Linked DNA regions of Homo sapiens: region 1 is linked to region 2. The links are chromatin contacts, found by Hi-C in ENCODE. All regions are on one chromosome and are shown on one strand. The core of a region is the stretch at or near the end of the contact, and the rest is flanking DNA. Distances in the headings are between cores, read along the strand shown.

What was found. Hi-C counts contacts between places; a loop is a spot of excess contacts on that map. Pooled maps may share reads with other maps.
Region 1: a pooled map shows a loop between it and region 2 (3-fold over the local background). The contact joins two enhancer-like sites. A Hi-C loop is called at or near these places in 4 of 37 single-sample maps with no recorded cell type and 2 of 50 pooled maps.

What each region holds. Positions count from the first base shown.
Region 1 is chr16:9,911,553-9,918,132 of GRCh38, reverse strand. The region is part of intron 3 of GRIN2A (glutamate ionotropic receptor NMDA type subunit 2A); the gene reads left to right. Among named protein-coding and RNA genes, the nearest start is that of GRIN2A, 270 kb to the left of the region's middle. Within about 2 kb of position 3,657, at least 3 of the 41 ENCODE cell types and tissues checked have a DNase peak (open chromatin) inside an H3K27ac peak, as active enhancers do.
Region 2 is chr16:9,125,326-9,132,437 of GRCh38, reverse strand. No RefSeq gene overlaps it. Among named protein-coding and RNA genes, the nearest start is that of HAPSTR1, 37 kb to the right of the region's middle. RefSeq lists enhancers at 4,292-4,371, 4,442-4,551, 4,532-4,826, 4,201-5,400. Within about 2 kb of position 4,722, at least 17 of the 41 ENCODE cell types and tissues checked have a DNase peak (open chromatin) inside an H3K27ac peak, as active enhancers do.

The DNA.
Region 1 (6,580 bases), core at 2,408-4,907, 790 kb before region 2:
GAAATAATGCTGGTCCCCACTCACAGTGGGGGAGTTTGTGAGAATTAAATAAAGCATGTAAAACATTTAGCTCAGTACCTGGCCCACAGTAAGTGATCTATGAATGCTGGCTCTTATATAATAATATAATTCTCGGAATAACCAAGGAAAATAGAACAAAAAATGCCACCTAGATGGCAGGATTGCTTTGCATAGCTTAATTAAGTATGTTTCATTATTCCAACTCCCTGGGGCTTTTGAGAATAAAATTTTTAAAAATGTACAACGACAGTCTCATTAAGAGAGTGCAGAAGGAGCAATCTCTAGGCGGGGAGTGAGAGGGAGGACGTGTTGAAATTGTGGAGCAGAACGCACGAGTACTGGTGTAAACTTGGTCCTTAAACAGTAAATACACACATCCAACCACACAACCATGTCTTTCCAAAGGAAGTTTTTAAAAAGTTAGAAGAACTTGGGTCCTGTATAAGAGTGAGATGTTAACATATTTTATTTGACTGAAGAGTCTAGCTATTATAAGATCTTTATTTCAAAAAAGTTAAAGTGCAAAAGATGTGCATTTTGGAACCGATGCAGTAGAACAGTGGTGCATTCCATGTCCAGTTTTCCAAGTAGCTGTGAGGTAGGCGATATTATCCTCCTTTGAGATGTAAGAACATTGAGGCTTAGGAAAGTCAAGTGCCTTTTTCAAGGTCACATTGTTAGTGGACAGCAGTCACAATTGCATTCATCCATTCATCTGAAGAATTTACCTAGTGTTCAGTGCCAAACCCCACAGGGGATACACCAGTGAAAACAACAGAGCATGACCCCTGGGGTTATAATCTCATAGGGAATTTAAACAAAAATGAGTAAGGAATCAAATACATAAAATAATTGCACTATATTATGGCTCCTGTGAAGGGCAGATATGGGGTACTGAGATGGAAAACGTGAAGGATGGAAGGAACACACCTCTTGCCTCTTTGCAGAAGTGATGTTTCTACTGAAAGCTGAAGGGTGAAGAATCAGATATGAAAAGAGCCGGAGAAAAGTCATTCCAGCCAAAGGGAGCAGAGTGCGCAAAGTCCCTGAGATGGGAAATATTTTAGTGTTTATAAGGTAATAAAAACACTTATTCTCATGGTAGACTCAGTTTCGGGTCTTTCTCACTTCAGAGTGTCTGCTATGAACCACTAGGCAACGCTACCTCTGCAAAAGGGAAAGTTGGGTGTTTGAAGGCCAAGAGACACCATGGAGCAGTAGCTGCCAAAAGGATGCTCATCACTTCCTCACATCACTTACTTAACTCCCCAGAAGAAAATTCCTTTCATATGTTAAATGACCAACTCCATCTCTGCCTTGTAAAAGCTGGAGGAGATATTTGAAGGGCTTCTGTTAATATATGGGATGTGGGTGGCGGGGAGGAACTGGTGGAAAAGAGGTCATGCCTTGAAAGGTTGGAAAAGGGAGGATGGTGGAAAAAGAGCTAGGAGTGGACCGTTGACTCCTAGTGAAGAAGGCTGCATCACCAGCCACCTCCGAGGTGGAATACCAGGTGTCTGTTAATCCGCAGCAGGATACTATTAGAAAGCCCATTTCACTTGTCACTGTATCGCTGTGGCTCTGAGAGTTGTGCCTTTTGGTTCCAAATTGTTTTCATTTCAGTACCTTCCTTCCCAATAAGTGGTATTGAAAATGAGGGAAGAATGAGAAGACCTCGATTTATACGTGCCGGCAGATTCAGGGTGTATGAAAAGCTCCTACTCACAATTTCTGGTTCTCTTGAGAAGTTGGGTGATGTTTAATGCAACTTTCTCTTCTTTTTTTCCAAGGACTCATGTCATGAAGCTTTTGACTGTTGGGAGGATCTGTGGGGTCATGGGATCATTTTGCTTTATTACCCTCCTAATTAGACATAATTAATAATTATTACAATAATGTTATATAGTGTTTTAGACTCATATACAAAATCTTGAATCCTCATAACAATTCTTTGAGTTGCATGGGATTATTCCAATTTTACAGATAATGTTCACAGAGGTGACATCATATAACCAAGATTACACAAAGAGATTGACCTAACTCTTATGCCTCCAACTCCAGAAGACAAAGTTGGCAAATAATTGGCAGATGAGAAATTGTTGCAGCACTCTCAATAATCCCAGGAAGGAAGTACAGATGTTGATTAATTAACAACAACCAAAGGTATTATCACATCTACAGTAATTAGCATTTATCAAGTGCCTAGAGTGTGTCTGGCATACTGTGCTAAATTCTATTTATTAATCAATCTAATTCTCACAACAAACCTGTCATGTAGGTGCCATTAGTATCTCCATTTAACAGATGAAAAAACGGAGGCTCAAAGAGGTGAAATAACAACTAGTTTATATAAGTAGCAAGTTGCAGAGACAGTTCACAAACCCAAATAATTTAACTCCAGAGTCAGTGCTTGTCACCACCACCTAAACTACCTCCATTGATGGTGTACTTCTAATATTAATAACAATGACATCAATTACATCAATTCATTGGACAGAGCAACTGTGAGTTGTGAGTCCCATCTCTTACCATTGGTTAAAAAAACATACAAGTTTTAGGAGCAGGATTCCATTACACTGTCTCTGTTCAAATAAGTAGAAACAAGTAATTGGGGCAATGGCCTTGATAAATAATCTTACCATAAAGCTGCTTTCACAGAAAAATACTTGTTTGTATGTATTTTCTACCTTTATTAGAACATTTGGATAGTTGTGTAGGTCTGTGCTGTTCTTAAGGAAGGTGGCTATTATTAAGGGTGGTGGACTTGATTCAAGTCCTCCCAGTTTTGATGTGTTCCTTGACCAGTTGATTCTTATTTCCCTGACTTGTAAATTGCCGTCAGCTTCAGCTTGCCTTATTAAGAATTCTGTATAGTTGGCCGGGAGTGGTGGCTCACGCCTGTAATCCCAGCACTTTCGGAGGCTGAGGCGGGCGGATCATGAGGTCAGGAGATCAAGACCATCCTAGCTAACATGGTGAAACCCCATCTCTACTAAAAATACAAAAAATTAGCCGGGTGCAGTGGCAGTTGCCTGTAGTCCCAGCTACTAGGGAGGCTGAGGCAGGAGAATGGCGTGAACCCGGGAGGCGGAGCTTGCAGTGAGACGAGATCGCGCCACTGCACTCCAGCCTGGATGAAAGAGTGAGATTCCGTCTCATTAAAAAAAAAAAAAAAAAAAAAAAAAAAAAAAAAAAAAAAAAAAAAAGCTGCATAATCAATAGGCTGTAAATAAATGGAAACATATGCCCCTTCCCACATGTGGGGAATGTTGCTGTTGGCTCTTCTGCCCCTTAGCTGTCTTGTAGCACAATGCTTCAGCTTTCAGTTGAGTCTCTTTGTGGCTTGTCTAACTGCTGCTATCATATCCAGGTGATTAAGCTGTTATAGCCTTAATGGCAAGTTTCAATTCACTGTCGTCTTCCTCAGCTTTGGGTCTGGGAGCCCCTTACGTTCCCACTTTGTTCTCTCTGGGACCATCTTTCCATCTTCAATAAGCCTAACTTCTGAGCCACAGCAAAACAAATGCGTATGCGTTGAAGATAGTTTCAGAACTTGTGCATTGGGAAATTTTCTGTGGTTTAACACGGTGAGAAGAACTGGAATAGCCTGTGCTGTTCAGAAGCCAGAACTGATACTGAAAGCAGGTGCAGGCCTGTCAGCCACACAGCTGGTTGAGTTAACTCTATTAGACACTATTGGACAATTTTGTTATCTGAAATAGAAACCAGTATGGTGGCAGGCTGTCCCTTTGCCAAATGATGCCCCTGCTAGGCTGGTTTAGGTCTGCCTTTCTTGTTGGTGCATCTGCTGGGTTTTGCTGCCAGCATGTTGAAAACTGGCAGTTCTGTAAAGTTTTATTGTCTTCCTAGGTGTTTTTGTCCAGGAAAGAAATACTAAGATTTGCCGTTTTTTTAAATGATGACTTGGCATTTTGACTCTTGGCTGTACTTTAGCTGGAAGAAATTAGTGTCTGATTTTATTCTAATACTGGAACTGCATCTTTTTTTTTTTTTTAACCAAGAATGATTTTCTAGTTCTCTCCAAATCAAACATTCTTGGGAGCCTCTATTCTAAATTGTTTTTCACACTCAGTTCTAATGCCTTCACGTAATGGATTTTGTAATTTTGTTCTTTTCTTTTTTTCTTTTGAAAATCAGCAACAAGTAAAAAGAACCCCTGTGGGTGAAATACAATATCCCTCCCAAAGGAGAAATGGAAAAAAAAATGTTATTTCAAACTTCAAGCCCAAACGTTATCTGCCTTCTACATTTTAAGCAGGCTCAGAGCCTTGAGGATTGAGTCAAAGAATGCAAAACATGACCTCTCAAAGGCAAAAGCTAAAAAAAAAGTTGGACCTAGAACATCAAATAGCTCTTACCAAAGAGTGTTTTGATGAGTGAAGTGTAAATGAAGCGTAGAATATAGCTCTTTTCCAGGATACAAGGCCCAATTTCCGAAACATGCAAACACTCTCTCAATTGAATGCATTAGCTGCTTAGTTCCAGAGCTGCTGAAGTATAAAATGCGATAACTTATGTTAAACACCCAGCACTGTGCCTAGCCGATGTTGGACCCTCAATTTAATATTATTATTAATTATTTCTATATAGAGGGGAAACATAAAGAAACTTGTTTCAATTACTTATTTGACCTAAAATACAAGGTTGCACAATGCGTTGTAGCAAATGTCTATAAATCTTTACATAAAGGTCCCTGGAATAGAATCTCATTCTGCAAATTCAAGATCCTGTCTGGAGAAAAAGAGTGAAGACTCTATATGTATATTTTTGAATGAAATAGAGCACCCATATCTACTATGTGTCTTATGAGAAATGTTTCCCTAGAGGAGACTCATAAGGAGTGACCCAAGAACTGGCTTCAGAGTTTTAAAGGACTGCCATCCGGAAATTGTAGTAGAATTAGTCTCCTTTGCTTACAGTAGAGAACTAGAGCTAGTGGGTTGAAGCTTCAAGGAAATAACTGTGGTTCAGTGAAAGGAAACTCTTGCTGACACTTTAAGCTATCAGTGGAAGGGACCCTCCAAAGAAGTGGAGAGAAATCATGTGGACACTGGAATCTTCTGGCAGGAAGACTGGGAAGAGTTTCTGCAATGTATGGCGAGGCCAAGGGCAGAGGGAGCAGTTCTGTTGGTTTAGATAGATAACCTTAAAACTCTTCTATGTGGAGACTATTTGGGTCCAGCTGAATTATCTGCCTTGGAATCCTCCCATCCACTTTTGCTGAACAGCACAGCTATTACTGCCTTTTAGATATGAAATTCAATAGCATTTGTTCCTTGGCTCAGATCATTCACCTTTAATTGTGCCCATTAATACCAGTGATAACTAATGTTTATTCTTCAGTTACTATGTTCCAGGCTCTCTACAAAGTGTTTTGTGCATATTGCCCTTTTAATACGCAGAGATACTCCATATGAGTATTTTTATTATCCCCATTATGCAGATTTTAAACATGAATCCCAGTTGGCACAATTAAAGAGGCAGACTCATAACTAGCAATACTGAGATACAAAGCAAGGACTCTTAAGTCCAAAGCTTCTGTTCTTAACCACTTCTTTGTACTACCCTCCCCCCACCCCACCCACTTACTCTGAATTTTAAGAAGAGTGCTTTATCTTTTCATTATTCCTTTTGCAGCTTCATAAAGCTTTTATATGCATTTCATCAGGGGCTACGTTCTGAAAATGGTGTTTCTGGAACCATGGTTCTGGAAAGGGCAGAGACTAAATGATGCCGACATTGGTATCATCGTCATCATCATCAACATCACATCATTGCCATCACCATTTATAGCATCATCTCCATAATCACTACCACCATTGCTATCAACATCACACCATCACCAACATCATTATCTATCATCATTGCCATCATCATCATTGCCATAATTACCAACATCTTCTTCCTTTTTTTCCCCATTCTTCTTCTTCCTTCTCCTTTTCCTTTATCGTCATCGTCATTACCATCACCACCATCATCACCATCACCACCATCACCATCATCCTCATCATAGTTAACACATATTTTGTGCTCACTGTGTGCCAGCACATTACAGGTACTAACTCATTTAATCCTCCCACCAACACTATGAGGTAGGGATATTAACCCCATCTTACAGTTGAGAAAACTAAGATGCAGAGTGAATAGCTTGCCCAGTCATGCTCTTAAGCACAATACCTTAATGCCTCTCACCCTTTAGGAGCTGCTTTTCAGCTTGACTAAGGGTGGGAATCATCACTTAAATAAGTCATAGAAACTTCCCAAAAGTGTAAAAGTGTTCACTCAACCTTTATACTCAGGTTTTTTTCTGTAGAATTATTTAAAATTTTCTAGACATTATAATCATGTGCTTCTCCCTGTTACATGATGGGTAAATGGCCATCACAGGTTAGGAGACAGACCTTTGTAGAGCTATGTTTTTCCAAATGCACTTCCTTGTTCCTAAGTTGGAGGGCATTGTTAACATTCATGGGCTAATATTAATGAGAGCCACTGGATACAGGGATTGGGATGGTGCTCAGGACTCTCGATGAATTCT
Region 2 (7,112 bases), core at 3,473-5,972:
ACTGTATTCAAAACACAGTATCACTTTTTTTTGTTTTTCCTTTTCCATTTCCATTTTTGAGACAGTCTTGCTCTGTCACCCAGGCTGGAGTGCAGTGGCTCGATCTCAGTTCACTGCAACCTCCGCCTCCCGGGTTCAAATGATTCTCCTGCCTCAGCCTCCCGAGTACCTGGGATTACAGGCGCCCACCACCACGCCTGGCTAATTTTTGTATTTTTAGTAAACACAGGGTTTCACCAGGTTGGCCAGGCTGGTCTCGAACTCCTGGCCTCAAGTGATTCACCCACTTCAGCCTACTAAAGTGCTGGGATTATTGGCATAAGCCTCCACGCCTGGCAACTTCTAAAAATTTGAATCTCACAAAATAATGTTGAGCCATTTTTTTCATATATCAGTTGGTAATTTTTATTTCTGATTCTGAAAACTCCCTGGTCCTATCTTTTATTTTTCTTTTTTTCTTTTTTCTTTTTTTTTTTGGAGACAGAGTCTCACTCTGTGGCCCAGGCTGGAGTGCAGTGGTGCGATCTTGGCTCACTGCGACTTCTGCCTCCCAGGTTCAAGTGATTCTCCTGCCTCAGCCTCCTGAGTAGCTGGGACTACAGGCACATGCTACCACACCCGGCTAATTTTTTATACTTTTAGTAAAGATGGGGTTTCACCATCTTAGCCAGGATGATCTCGATGTGCTGTCCTTGTGATCCGCCCACCTCAGCCTTCCAAAGTGCTGAGATTACAGGTGTGCACCACCACGCCCGGCCCCCTATTTTTCTTATTTGGCATATAACCTTCTTATCCACATATAGGAACTCTGTGGGTGGGAGGGATTAAATTTGTCCTGTTTGCCAGTTCCATTTTCAATATTTTTTATATTGATGATAAACAAAAGCTTACATTTATGCTCATAATCAATCTTTTATTTTAAAATATATTTTCCATTGCCTTTATGTTTATAAAAAATATTCAGGCTGGGTGCAGTGGCTCACACCTATAATCCCAGCACTTTGGGTGGCAGAGGCGGAGGATCACTGGAGCCCAGGAGTTAGAGACCTTCCTGAGCAACATAGCGAGACTCTGTCTCTACAAAAAAAAAAAAAGAAAAGAAAAAAATTTTTTAATTAGCTGGGTGTGGTGGTGCACACCTTTAGTCCCAACTACTTGGAAAGCTGAGGCTGGAAGATCAATTGGGCCTGGGAGGTTGAGGCTGCAGTGAGCCACAATCACACTACTCCACTTCACCATGGGTGACAAAGTAGACCCTGTCTCTCAAAAAATAAAAATAAAGTTAAGTACTCGCTATACTTCCCACCAGTTTTTTAATGTTTCCATTTTGCATTTAAGTCTTTAATGTCAATATATTCGGGTACCTGAGGTGATGCTCTAACTTAATGTGTTTTTCCCCAAGAAGTCAGTTTTCCCAACACCATTAACTGATTAACTCATCCCTTCCCTGTCATTTTGTGCTATTTCCTGATGAGATATCAACTTCTTATATTAACCAGGGCATTTTCTGGAGTATCTATCCTGTTTCAGTCTTTGTGCTGACACCTAACTTTGAATTATTACAATTTTGTCATGTTTTAATTCTCTTTATTTTTGAGACGGAGTCTCATTCTATTGCCCAGGCTGGAGCACAGTGGCACGATCTTGGCTCAGTGCAACCTCGGCCTCTCAGGTTCAAGCAATTCTCCTGCTTCAGCCTCCTGAGTAGCTGGGATTACAGGCGCCCACCACCATGCCTGGCTAATTTTTTGTATTTTTACTAAAGACGGGGTTTCACCATATTGGCCAGGCTGGTCTCAAACTCCTGACCTTGTGATCCGCCCTACTCGGCCTCCCAAAGTGCTACCATTACAGGTGTGAGCCACTGTGCCTGACCTTAATTCTGTTTTATCTCAAAATTTATTTAGCTATTCTCAGCTGTGAATTCTTTGAGCCAAACATGAATACAGTACTTCCGATCAGTTTCCCAAAATCCCTTTGGATTTGTGTTAGAACTATAATTTGCAAAGAAATAGCACTTAGGTGTGAAGAGGGTATGAAACCTCATCTTTACAAAAAATAAATTAGATGGGTCTGGTAATGCACACCTGTAGTCCCAGCTCGGTAGGCTGAGGTGGGAGGATTGCTTAAGCCTGGGAGTCTGAGGCTGCAGTGAGTTATGATTGTGTTACTGCACTTCAGCCTAGGTAACACAGCGAGACCTTGTCTCAAAAAAAAAGTGGGGGGGCATTTTGCTTAGGGTCACACAACTCAGTAAGTGGTGGGGCCAGGATTCAATCAGGCAGCCTGTCTCCAGAGACTGCGCATCGGCATTATTTTGTTTAGTCCTGTCGTATTTTCTTTAGTATTCTAAACCAGCCACCTTAATAAAGAATTCTATTTTTCTCATAAAGAAAAAGCATAATTTGGAGCCCGCCACAGTGGTGTGCACCTGTAGTCCCAACTACTCAGGAGGCTGAGGAAACAAGATCACTTGAATCTAGGAGTTTGATGCCAGCCTGGACAACATAGTTGAGACCCTGTCTCAAAAAAAATTTTAATTAAAATTTTAGGCCAGGAGTAGTGGCTCATGCCTGTAATCCCAGCACTTTGGGAGGCCAAGGCGGGTGGATCATGAGGTAAGCAGTTTGAGACCAGCCTCACCAACATGGTAAAACCCCGTCTCTACTAAAAATACAAAAAAATTAGCTGGGCGTGGTGGCGGGCGCCTGTAATCCCAGCGACTTGGGAGGCTGAGGCAGGAGAATTGCTTGAAATCGGAAGTCGGAGGTTGCAGTGAGCCGAAATTGCGCCACTGCACTCTAGCCTGGGCAATAAGAGCCAAACTCCATCTCAAAAAAAAAAAAAACACTAAAATTTTAGGCCAGGCACAGTGGCTCACGCCTGTAATCCCAGCACTCTGGAAAGCTGACATGGGCAGATCACCTGAGGTCAGGAGTTCAAGACCATCCTGGCCAACATGGTGAAACTCCGTCTCTACTAAAAATACAAAAATTAGCTGGGCGTGGTGGCAGGCGCCTGTAATCCCAGCTACTGAAGAGGCTGACGCAGAAGAATCACTTGAACCTGGGAGGCAGAGGCTGCAGTGAGCCAAGATTGCACCACTGTACTCCAGCCTGGGCAACAGAGCAACACTGTCTCAAAAAAATTAAATTAAATTAAATTTTTTTAAAAGGCATAATTCAGTGGAAAAAGCATCAACAGGAAACTATTCTCTCTCTCTCTGCTTACACAGGGAACCACCACCGTTTATCTGGAGTGAATAAAAAGCCAAGTTAAACACATAAAAGTGACCCCACATGTCATTCTCCTGGATCACATGCTCCACGGAAGCAAGGGTTGTGCTCTGATAGGATCAGGTAAGGAAATGTTGCACAGGGGAAGAGGGCCTGGACCTTACAGAGAGAAAATCCTAAGTGAGAGTCGCAACTGGACATCTCACACAAATCACTCCACCTTTCTGAGCATCAGCAAAACAGGCACAAACACGTCCCTTGGGGATGTGCATGGAAAGCACCCAGGAGCCGGCTGGGGAATGGGCTTATCAAGACGACTGTGGTGACTGGCCCCTCGCATCCCACTGTGGGCATTTCATGAATTCTTGCAGGATTGGTGGACTTCCAGTTTGTCTTGTCCCCACTCTCCTGCCTACAGAGAAGCTAGAGCCTGCTTTGCACACAGCCATAGATTTGTCTGCTGCCAAAGGATAACAGGATTACAGCCACAACCAAGAGCCCTAGGGTCCTATAGAACAGAGCCCCGAAGGGCAGGCCCAGGGCACCACCAGGACCCCACCTGGTAGTGTGGAAACGGGAAGATGTTTGGGGCGGGGGGAGCAGGTTCTAAACCCAGAGAATAAGCACCTGCGAGTACAGTTCACTGATTCCTGAGCATTCCAGCCCAGAACCCCAGATCCAGGACAGGCGAGGGAGCCCATTTTAGAGATGGGGATAGTGAGGCCCAGAGAGCTGTTTCCGAAGGAGCATGGAAGCGTACCTGCCCATTTTCCCAGGTGTCCTGACCCAAGAGAAGCCAAAGACAGCCCTGTCCACAGATGTGCTTGGTGGGTCAACCTGGTCTGTTTTTAAATACACAGGTTCAAGTGTCCTTAAACAGATGTGCACTCTGCGAATCGCTGTGGTCTCAGGCTGCCAGCATCTGAATGCACCACCCCAAGCAAACAGGATGCATTTTCACAATTAACTTGGGGTTTTATCACCCAGTTTGAGACAAAAGGCAGCGGAGCCCAGACAGGGCAGTGAGTTAAACAAGGTTAGCAAGTAAATGCCCAGCACTACAGGTCCTTCTGGGCACAAATGGCTCAGTGAACCAGACTGGGCACTCGGAGACGGAGAGGTGGTTCCTCAGGGGAACTGAAAATCCGGGTGGGGAAAAGAGGACGTGTCTGAGCTGTGGAATCTGGCAGCAGACCCCCCTCGCTTCAAATCCTGACTCAAGAAGTTCTGGGCCCGTTTGTCAGCACCCCATTCGCCACCAGGGACCTCCCAGGACAAGCCCTGCCGTGGGAAAACTGTCGCTTTAAGGGTCTGGTGGGCAGGCCCAGCCATTTCCATGGAGCAGACTCTGAGCTGTTTCTGTCTTTCAAAAACCAAGGCCCCAACAGGAAGTGAGTCACCACAGGAAAATACAGGGTTCCCAGCCTTAGGGGGCTCGAGGCTGACCTCAGATGCCCCCGTGGGGGTCAGGCCTTTGTAGGTGCATGGCTCTGTGGGTGGGGAAAGATTATTTCAGCATTTGCTGACATCATTGAATGGTGTGTGACTGAGGGGAAGGTCTCTAACTCAGCCCAGGTTCATCTGAGTCAACCAGGGTCAAACAGCTTTCACGGGCATCTTTGGGTCACTGACCGGGCAAAGCCAGGCCCTTAAAACAAGAGGTTGTTGGCCAGGCACGGTGGCTCACACCTGTAATCCCAGCACTTTGGGAGGCCAAGGCAGGTGGATCACCTGAGGTCAGGAGTTCAAGACCAGCCTGGCCAACACGGTGAAACCCCGTCTCTACTAAAAAATACAAAAATTAGGGCCAGGTGCAGTGGCTCACATCTGTAATCCCAGCATTTTGGGAGGCCAAGGTGGGTGGATCACCCGAGGTCAGGAGTTCGAGACCAGCCTGGCCAACATGGTGAAACCCCATCTCTACTAAAAATACAAAAAAAAAAAAAAATCAGATGGGCGTGGTGGCGTGCACCTATAATCCCAGCTACTCTGGAGGCTGAGGTAGGAGAATCGCTTGAACCCAGGAGGCGGAGGTTGCAGTGAACTGAGATCGCACCACTGCACTCCAGCCTGCTAAATAAAAATTAGCTGGGTGTGGTGGGGCACACCCGTCACCTGTAATCCCACCTACTTGGAGGGCTGAGGCAGGAGAATCGCTTGTGCCCAGGAGGCAGAGGTTGCAGTGAGCTGAGATTATGCCAGTGCACTCCAGCCTGGGCAACAGTGAGACTTTGTCTCAAAAAAAAAAAGAGGTTGTTGAAAGCACACTAAGAACCAACCAAATGTTTGATGTGCTCGCAGTCCTGTGAGTTAGCTTTGTCACGCCCACCTTCACAGATGAGAAAACTGAGGCTCAGATTAAGTTATCTGCCCAAGTTCCTACCAGCCCACACTCCCCAATCCCCTCCTGATTTTGAACCCAAGCTTGGGCTTGACAAGAAATGCTCATGAGTACCTTTCAGACAGGACAGAAGCCAGACAGATCTGCCCACCCCCCAAACCTTTCAGACAGGACAGAAGCCAGACAGATCTGAGCACCCCCCAAACCTTTCAGACAGGACAGAAGCCAGACAGATCTGCCCACCCCCCAAACCTTTCAGACAGGACAGAAGCCAGCGAGATCTGCGCACCCCCCAAACCTTTCAGACAGGACAGAAGCCAGACAGATCTGCGCACCCCCCAAACCTTTCAGACAGGACAGAAGCCAGAGAGCTCTGCGCACCCCCCAAACCTTTCAGACAGGACAGAAGCCAGCGAGATCTGCGCACCCCCCAAACCTTTCAGACAGGACAGAAGCCAGAGAGATCTGCGCACCCCCCAGACCTTTCAGTGCCTCAGCCCTCTCATCTGTAAGCTGGGAATCCCCTCATTCAACTGCGTACTGGTGTCTATTCAGTGCCAGGGCAACAGTGAATACACACATGCAGACCCTGCCCTACAGCAATAGCAGACCCAAAACACCAGGAAACCAGCAAGGAAAATCATCACAAGGCAGAATGAGAAACAAGGGGCCCAGAGACTCACACAGGAGGAGAGGGTGAAGACATGCCCGGGAGGACACGACAGATGAGCCAGAATAAGGGGGATGGCCTTTCCAAAGAATGGGCAGAAGGACGTCCTGGGAGATGTAAACCACAGTAGTTGTCAAACTTGCAGCTGAAGTGAATGTTAACAAGGGAGGCCTCTGGAGAAGGTTCCATTGGGCAGACCAGGCCCTGCTAGGTCACACCTCAGAAGGAAGGGAAATCTCAATTGCTGGACCCACTGAGAGCCCTGGCCCTCCCCAGGCTCAGAAGGCCCATCTCAGCCACCCGGGGCTTGGAAATACTCCACCCCCATCCCAGTCGGCTCCCCCAGCAGCCTATGCAAGGACAGCAACCACGTCCTCGGGACGTGCCGGCTGCCCAGGCTTCAGCAGCTGGCGCAAAGGCCCAGTGAAGGCTCCAGAAGCCAAGCTGGGCAAGTTGGTTTAACATGGGATTGCACTGGGCTGCATCAGTGTCCCGATGTCAGGTCACAACAGCTTCGCAAGAGCCCACCCTGTCGTTCTGCGCGTGGGTTAAGGTTGACAACAGTGCAGAAACAGTTCCTTTCAGCTGGGTCTGTGACGAGCCAAGGAATGAGTATCACCTAGGCCATTCCTGGTGACTGTCCACCAAGCTTCCTGCCGACCTCAGTGAACCCCCTCCTCCTCCAGAGCCCCTCTTCTCACCTGGGAATGACCTCTTCTCATCTCGGGATGGTTCACAATTGCCCAACTGCTCCAAGTCACCAGTGGAGAAATGGAGAGAGAATGCCATCTTGTGGCCACAGTGCCAGGATTAAAAACTTGTCGAGTGCCAGGTACCCTTCTGAAGTGTTTTAGGAAACACCTCA